Regions from separate parts of the Mus musculus genome. Here region 1 is linked to region 2. Evidence: chromatin loops called from intact Hi-C (ENCODE). Cell type or tissue: left cerebral cortex. All regions are shown on one strand. Links, peaks and the distances in the headings refer to the core of each region. The heading gives the core; the rest is flanking DNA.

Region 1 (4,389 bases), core at 292-4,291, 79 kb after region 2:
CTAAGGCAGGCAGTACAGGCCTGGTTGGGACACTCATGTAATAACATGGCTGTTCCCTCGCCTTGTGTCTGTGGGGCTTATGGTCCATAAAGTTTAATAACAGGCTCAACAGCCGAACGGTTAATGCAGGATGCCCGAAGGCCACTCTTTTTTACAAAGAGGATCGGGTTCTTTTATTTCTCCCCTCTTGACATTTCATCAAACACAAATGCCTGTCTGTCACTGTGGACCATATAAAGTAGCTACATGGCATGAAGGGATAAGAAAATATTCTACTGGCTCTTTAAAGAGTGGAATCAGCTCATAATTAGCCTTAGCTTGGCTTAAAGCTTTGAAGAAGAGAAAGTTATGAAGCTTAGCTGCCCTGCAAATTGGGTGCCATAAATACCCATAGGTTGATATACCAGGTACTGATGGGAATAGCTGACAACAACCCCCAAATTCCTTCCTATGGTTTTCAAAGCTGTAAGCATCTCCCAGTCCCCTTGCCTTCTATCTCCTTACTGTGGCCAGGACCTTCAGTGCCTTGTTGGTGAACGTACCAACTCTAGTCCGGCCTAGGGCTTGGTATCTCTGGTACATCTTTTGGGTTCTTCTGTCTCCCTCGGAATGGGTTCCATTTTATCTTCTTCTGCTTAAGGATCCATTTAGGAAAGCTCTTAAGCCCTAGCTGAAGTTACACCCCTCCTGATATGCTTTGATGACAGGGACAATGTGTTTGTGTACTTGTTCCTTATTTAAACACACACACACACACACATGCACAAGCACAAAGTAGATTCTCAATGTATGACCATACAATGAATATTTGTCAAATTCTAGACTCTCTCACTGGGATTGGACCATTCACAAATTTATGGATGATCTATCCAGATGAACAGCCTCAAAAGCCTCATGCCCACTAGCAAGTGGTAGCACACAGACCTTAGAACTGAATTCCTGGCTCTGGGAAGGCTCTCTTGTGACTTTGCTCAGCACTACAACCAGGCAGAAATAGTTCAGTCCTTTCTGGATTTTCCCTCAAACTTGGAAGGGAAAGTAAAATTAGAAGGGAGTGGTAGGTGAGAATCACACCAATGGAGAGACTGTTGTAGGAAGCAGGAGGGCACTTCAGATGGGTTTCCTTCCTAGAGGATGGTGGACATCCACTAAGGAAGGAGCTGTCTTTTCTTGCTTGGCAGGAGCTAGGGAGCTTACAGTGATACTTTTGTCCCAGTCTGTGGGCTGTAGCTTGAGAGAGCAGAAGTGACTATTTGCAACCTGGTTTAGATTTTTCTGTTCCCAGGGAAGCTCTGGCATGGGCCTCTGCAAGACTCATAGGTCTGAGCACTGCTGTCTGGTATTTTGAAATGCTCACCCTGGCTCCCCATTGCCCTCTCATGCTTTGCTGATCTCCCCAGCCCCACGTGGAGCTGTGGGATACAAAACAATTCAGTGGGGAGAGAAAAAGTCACCAGGCACTGTCCTTGAGGTAATTAATCAGCGGTGACTCTTTGCCAGGGGGAATAATATGACTCAGAACACATTCTGCCCCTGTAACATCAACTGTGCAGCAGAGAGGCTGCTTTGAAAAAGATGCGAAGGGGGTTGGTGGATGGGGTGGTGTTGGGGCTTTGTGACAGAGTGAGAGCTCTCGGCTGGTGACACCATTGCATGCAAGATGCAAGATGGCTGCAAACAGCACCTGGTCTGCTGCCAAGCTGCTCAGTTCTCTGGGAAAGTGAACTTGGTGCTTTCCAAGTTCACTGAGATCCGTCTCCTGGCTCCAAGTCTGCCGCAGTGAGCTCTACAGCAGAAGGTGGCCTGAGCATACTCCATGTGACTGGCACTGGCTCCTGCTACATCTCCCCTTCCCGTTGGCTAAAACGGATGCTGCAGTACAGAAAGCCCTGAATCTTGGCCAAGGGTTGGGGGGGGGGTCTGTTACCCCCACAGCAGGTTAGCCACAGTTCACTTGGTGTGTCCTCAGATACGTGGGTCACACAAGTGAGAATTCGTCTTTCTTTCTCTGCACCAGACATCAACGGAGTTGTCATGTGCCTGGATGTTAAGAATACCAACTATCAGACAGATAGGAGTGGGAGGTGACAGAGAAGAAGGGAAGAGTGGGAAGAAGAAATGGGTAAGGAAGAAGGAAAGGAGGAAGAGGGGAAGGGAGAGGAGAAAAGAGAGAAACCAATAAAAGGATGGGGAAAGGGAAAGAGAGGAAAAAGAAAGAATTCACATCAAAACTCTTTCTGCAGAACACACATTCTGCAGCCAGTTTGACTCCATGAAGTTGCTTACGATTGCCCTTGCATATTCAAACTCTCTGACCCTCTGCCTCTGTACAAACTTTTGTTTTCTTGCCAAGCTGTTTCTTCCAGTCTGTTTCCTCACATCCTGAGGCTCTTTCTGTCCTGTCTGGGGAAACGGGGCATGGCGATTTTGAAGATGGAGCCTGAGTGCCAGCCTGAAGGGGAAAGGTGTCCGTGCACAGGAGCTATGGGATGTGAGCACACTCCAGAGAGAAGGGATGTCTCAGGACCTAGAGGAGCAGGTCACCCTGCAGAAGGCATTCCTCAGAACCTGGTGCTCACTGAAACCGGGGTACCCTTCTAGAAAGATCAGCAGCACTGGGCTCCTTGCTAAAGGAACAGAGTGGAGCTGCACCATTGCAATTGCGCATCCCCCTCCCCCCCAAGCCCCAGGTACAGGCCATTCTTTTTCGAGACAGGGTTTCTCTGTGTAGCCCTGGCTGTCCTGGAACTCACTCTGTAGACCAGGCTGGCCTCGAACTCAGAAATCCGCCTGCCTCTGCCTCCCGAGTGCTGGGATTAGAGGCATGAGCCACCCCCGCCCGGCAAGGCCATTGTTTACAAACAGAAATGCTTCTGGTTAAAAGCCTAACTTTGAGCGTCCCACAGATGAGTGAAGCTGGAAAGGAAGTATCTGGGGATCCAATGCTCATAGATTCCCTTACCACAAAAGGAAGACCAGCGCTCATCAACCATCTCACCTGAAGAGGAGCCCATCCATAAAGCCACTGAAGAGAAGAGACAGGTGGGAGAACCATCTGTTGGATTCCATAGTGTTGCTGTGGATCAGCTAGTCACAGATAACCAACCTGCAGGCCACAGGTTGTCCCCCTCTATCCCTTGGATAGGAAATTCTATTGGGAACATACCATAAGAAGCAGAGAATTTATTTTTTTTCTTTTGAGAGCTAGGGGTGATCTTCGAATATTGTTTTGCTAAAACATGTGTGTTTGTGCATATGTATGTCCTTGTGTGTGCCAGTGTAGATCTGTGTGCGTGTGCATGTTCACATTTGTGCCAATGTATATATGTGCTACTCTGTGGATATGTGATGTTCATGTATGTGTCAGTATAGATGTATGTGTGTGTGCATGTTTATGTGTGAGACAAATATAGATACATGTATTTCTCTCTCTCTCTCTCTCTCTCTCGTGTGTGTGTGTGTGTGTGTGTGTGTGTGTGTGTGTTTGTGTGTATTCACATGGGTGCCAGTGTAGATGCATGTCATGTTCACATGTGTTCTGGTGTATATGAATGTAGGGGCGGTCATAAAAAACACTAGTTGTTGTCTCTCAAACACCAGCTCTCCATCTTCCTTTGATACAGAGTCCACATTGTTCTGGATCTCTCCATATAGGCCAAGCTTGCCAGCCAGTGAGGTCCAAAGATTGACCATCTTGTCAGTACTGGGATAACATGCATATTGACACAACATTTTTTTTTCTTAACATGAGTTCTAGGGCTCAAACTCAGGTTCTCATGCTTGTAAGCCACGAGCCATCTCCCTACCCAAGATGATTTCACTATAAGGAAAAATAAACATAAACACAAATTTTCTTGAGTCCCAGCATATTGCCTGCCTGGATTTAGATCATCTCAGAGCTCACTCCTGAAGGATAGCTTCTTTGGTTTACAACATAGACTTGATTGTGTTTGGCATCCAGAGAAAGCCAGCCAGCCACTTCTCATTCTCAAGTCTCGGCTGATGCAGAATGGAACTGAAGCTTTTAATCTTGCCATAAACGGATGTGTGCATCTGAGTCATGTCCTACACTGGCAAAATGGTAAAGGGTTGACACTGACTCTTTCTTAATTAAAAGAGAGAAAGAAAGAAAGAAAGAAAGAAAGAAAGAAAGAAAGAAAGAAAGAAAAGGAAAGAATGAAGGAAGGAAGAAAGAGAGAAAGAGAAAGGAAGAGAGAGAGAAAGAAAGAAAGAAAGAAAGAAAGAAAGAAAGAGAGAAAGAAAGAGAGAAAGAAAGAAAGGAAGAAAGAAAGGAAGAAAGGAAGGAAGGAAGGAAGGAAGGAAGAGAGAAAGAGAGAGTAAAAGAGAGAGAGAAAGAGAAAGAGAGAGAGAGAGAAAGGGAGAGAGAGA
Region 2 (4,389 bases), core at 137-4,136:
CCTGGCTGAGCTTTCTGGCTGCTCCCAGGGTCAGATGGAAAGAAGGCCAGCTTGTGCTTCCTCCCTCCTTTTCCCTCTTCACTGTTATGAAATGCAGGTGATTGGAAGACAGCTATTACTTTCTGAAATCCAAGGTGTGTGTCTGGGGGTGGTGGTGGGGCGGCTACCATCACAAAAGGCAGAATTAAGCTACGAAATTAAACCCTCTAAATATAAATAATAAATTCTCTCATTGGTGCCCAACCCCGGGGCCAACGTAAGGAAAACCTGAGTCCCTGCTGAGCCTTTTTATTACTTGAGGTATATGGAGTCTCTAATTTAGGGCTAAATATAAAACTAAAGCACACACAGCTGGACTTTCAAGTAGTTTCAAAGCACATTTAATACCTTCCCGCGAAACTTCCAAAATCCAAGCCGTCCCCGCTTTGCTGCCGTATAAACAGAAGTCGGGCAGACCTAACATAATGTATGGGATTCAAAAGGATATTTAAGAGGGGTGGGGAACACACAGGCTGAGGGCCCACAGCCATCAGAATGCTGACCCATGTTCACCGGCCCATGCTGTCCTTTGCTGGGTGGGTTATAATAGAAACCAGTAAAGCTAAGTAGAGGTGGGGGGGGGGGTGGGGGAGGGCAGAGTGCCGAGGAGGGCTGCCTTTAACCGCAGTTTTGTCTGCCCCTGAGTACTTTTCAGCACCATTCCTACACCCCTGGGCCAATGGAAAATGAGAAAGAGTCAAAGCCGGACTGGCAGACATGAATGGATTCTCTGTTAACCCCGGGAATTCTTCTTGAAGGAGAATCCAGGATTCTGGTTTATGATTTTTGTGTTGCCAGACACTTTAATTGATTTGTTAATGAGCCCCAAAGTCTCAAGACTTCTGTGAGCGAAAGGCAGTTTGGAGTGAACGCTATGTTACAGTTGAGGTAGTAGGTACTGTTCAAACAGCTCTTGCTTTGAAGGCGTGGTCCCAAAATAATACTCAGAGGTGGAGCTTCGGAAAATAATTGGATCATTAACGGCTCTGGCTGGCTTAATCATCAGGCTAATTCACTGATCGATTCATACTTTGACAACTTTATGGGGAAGCAAAAGAGACTAGAAGATTAGACCTACTTGGGCTAGGCAGATACTAGGGAGCATGGCTTTGAAGGTCACACCCTGACTCTGACCCCTGTCCCAGCGCCATCCCCCGTCTTGCTGCTTCCTGACCTCCATGAAGTGAGCAGCCCTGACCCTGAGGTGGCAGCTAGAAGCTAGCTGAGTCACCCTGGGTTAGCACTGGGACCCGGTCAAACAAAATCAGGGTCCTTATCTCTTAGAAGGATCTGCTATGGGGACAAAGAGGATGCAGACCACAGACACCCAGATGGCTTACAAAATGCAGCTACAAGTTCTTCAATAGTCTTCCCACCAGGAAGTAGAGCCTTATGTCCCCCTGCATTGAATCCCAGTGTGCCAGGGATGGTAAACTCACTATAAGGTCTCCTCATATGGTGAGAGGAAGTGGCTTCCTGTGATGTCCAAGGTCAGTCGGAGAAGACCTTGCCATGGCAGCTATGAGGTGTACGCCCTACAAGATCCAACCTCTCTAAGACCACCACGCTAAAGAAGCCAGAGGCGGAGCCCCCCACTTAGCCACTCATGCAGTAAGAAAGGTAATTATGGGCTAGCCCACCCACCAATCACCCCGTGACCTTTGCCCCATAGCCAACAGATTGAGAGACAAAGCAATCCCTACCCCCCCCCCCAAAAAATTGAGCCAGAAAATGATGGGATTTAATAAAAACAAAAACAAAAAAATGCATTGGTTGTTGTCTACTAGTAGCACGTGGGGCGCTTTGTAACTCGGGAACAGATAAATGACAGGGGCCAGACTCCAGGGATGTCGAGATAAAATGAAACCATATACACTACATTCCCAGTACACAGCGGGCTCTCGGCAGCGGCGGATGTCAGATCACGTCCCATTCCTGGTGACAATAGACTTGATTGCCTTTCAGTTTCACTGCCTATTTTTATACTGTGCGACGCTAAATCGTAAATTACAAGCAGCTTAGCAGCCTCTGATTCCTACCCAGCACTCTGGGTTTTATTGGGCTCTCAAAGTTAGAGAAAGGCGCACATGGAAATTGGAGCGGCTCCTCTGCTCTCCTCTAGGGGCTCTGGAAGGAGGTTCTTCAGCCGGAAACTCCTAGCTTCTGACCGTGCTTCGTGCCCCCCCACCCCCACCCCTCAACTTCCACTCCCCGGTGGCAGGCACACCACGGTGAACAGGGGGCTTTCTGCCGGGAAGTTTGCAAGCGTTTTTTCTGAGCAGTATTGGTTTTCTTTTTTCTAGCCGGCGTAGATTTGTGAGCTGCAATGTGTTCCTGCAGGAAGGAGGCAAGCAGCCTCCCTTGGCAAGTCTCACCATGAAGTTATTTCTCGGATCCGCATCTAGAATTGGTTGTATAACTTGGTGATTGCCAGAAAGCATTTGGGAGCCAGATGGGTCTTGGCATGAACCCTGGCTCTTTTCCTTCCAGATGGAGAGAACTTGGGGGCAGATTTTTGTTAAAAAAAAAAAAACAAAACAAAACAAAAGGAAAAAAACCTCAGTTTACACTTTTGAGAAATGGGACTAATCATAGTGCCCTCTGGTAGTGCATTTGGGAAGCCTCAACTAGGTAAATACTCGAGGCCCTGCTCGAAGTCGGAGCTCACAGTCATTTTTCTGCTAACAGGAATCCTCATCGCTGGAGGCTACCCCGGCGAAAGTTGTTGGACTTGGCTCAGAAAAGCATAAGACGCCTGTGAGATTAGAAATTCGGATACAGAACGAACAGCATGCTGGTGTATACTAGACACTCCGGAAGCCCGGTGGCCTGCTACCGAACGCATTTGCTGCTACTTCTCGTAAAGCACGCCCCCCCCCGTTTTCCTGAGACCCCCCCTCTGCGGGATAGATGATGGCCATTGGTATTTACAATGAAGAGCAATCATTCAGCGTCTGGATGGAGGGCTCACCCAAGAGCTGCTAAACAGAAAGCTCTCATCTCTGTTTTCTCATCTTTAATACAAACTCCCATCCTCCATCTCCCTTCCTCCAGCCTCCAGCCTAATTCTGAACACCCCCACCCCCACCCCCACCCCCGGTAATGAACATTAGCTGGGAGGATGCTCTGGAAAAGCCGAGCTGGAAAAAGTTTCTCTGGAGCCCCACTGCCGCAGTCATTACATAACCAGCTCCCTCCAGCAGCAGCCTGAGGTTCGCTGTGGAGATGCTTCCATTTGTAGCCTCTCCAAGTTCCTCTGGTGCAGCGGCCCCCTCCTTCCAAGTCCCTTCCCCTCCTCTCTCTTCATGCCTGAGGTCTGGCTCCACTGGAAGCCACCCCCCCCACACACACACACACGCCACTCGCTCATTTTTTTCCACATAATATACTGCAGTTTATTACATAAGTGATTTATTGCATGCGTCTTAATGTATAAGGGGCAAAAAGTTGTTTAAAATAAATCCAACTGAGAGGATAATCTCTGTGGGCAAAATGTACTTGGACTTAATTTCTCTACTGGGTATTATACACTATATAATTGCCTTAAACAGAAGCTGCACACACAAATTTAGCTTGGCACCGATATCTGGCTACACGGAACACTCAAGTTACACGCTGGGTTTTTCTACAAATCCTTTGCTCCCCCGGAAGAAAACTCAACAGCATCCCTTAAAGAAATATTCAGCCTGACTCTCCCGCTGAGATTGGGAGGGGGAGGGTAGAAGAGCAGCCCATTGTATCCTGGATGGAAGGGGTGGGAGGCCTTTGTCTTGAGAGAGAGGGCAAGGCTGCCAGCTTGTCACTGGGCAGATCTGGTTCCTGGAATTCTGTAGCCCCCTCACTGGCCCTGGACATGGGATATGCACTTAATTAAAGTTGATGGTGGCTTGCCCTTCTTTCTCCTACAGATTAATTAATTAATGTATTCATTGACTCCCTCATGCATTTATTCATTCTACAAATACTCTCTGAGCTGCTCTTGAGCCCTTGGGCGGTGGTGGGTCCTGGGAATAGGAGAGTGAGCCACACACTGTTCCTGCCCACACCTAATGAGGAGACAGGCCGTACGTAATTAAGCTGTCCTACCACACACCTTAAGTGTGACAGGACAGGCTGTTGCGAGAAGAATGGGTACGTGGTGCTCTGAGGGCCTGTAGAAGACAGAGAAAAGTTTCAAGGGAATGGCTTGAGCGGGTGTTAGTTAGCCTTTGCTGCCGTAAGGAATACACCCAAATTTAGATGCTCAAGGCAACTCTGCTCTTTATGATCGAAGTGGTCAGGAGTCCAAATGTATCCTTAAATCCATGTATCTGGGAATCAGGCTCCTGATAGAAGGCATAGGAGAGAATC

What was found. Peaks named below come from ENCODE experiments on the same cell type or tissue, not always from the same donor. Only the 100,000 strongest peaks of a DNase experiment are listed, where the experiment ranks them.
Region 1: it touches region 2 in a loop (3-fold over the local background); 4 of 42 quality-filtered maps call a loop at or near these places.

Annotation. Positions count from the first base shown.
Region 1 is chr8:115,078,774-115,083,162 of GRCm38, reverse strand. The region is part of intron 8 of Wwox (WW domain-containing oxidoreductase); the gene reads right to left. Among named protein-coding and RNA genes, the nearest start is that of Gm39257, 120 kb to the right of the region's middle. In left cerebral cortex, for the core only: no CTCF peak of the experiment used is centred there; DNase peaks (open chromatin) are centred at 1,144, 1,650 and 2,039; H3K27ac peaks cover 306 bases.
Region 2 is chr8:115,157,847-115,162,235 of GRCm38, reverse strand. All of the region lies in intron 8 of Wwox (WW domain-containing oxidoreductase), which reads right to left. Among named protein-coding and RNA genes, the nearest start is that of Gm39257, 200 kb to the right of the region's middle. In left cerebral cortex, for the core only: a CTCF peak has its summit at 2,135; DNase peaks (open chromatin) are centred at 2,424, 2,818, 3,258, 3,613 and 1 more place; H3K4me3 peaks cover 1,561 bases; H3K27ac peaks cover 2,070 bases.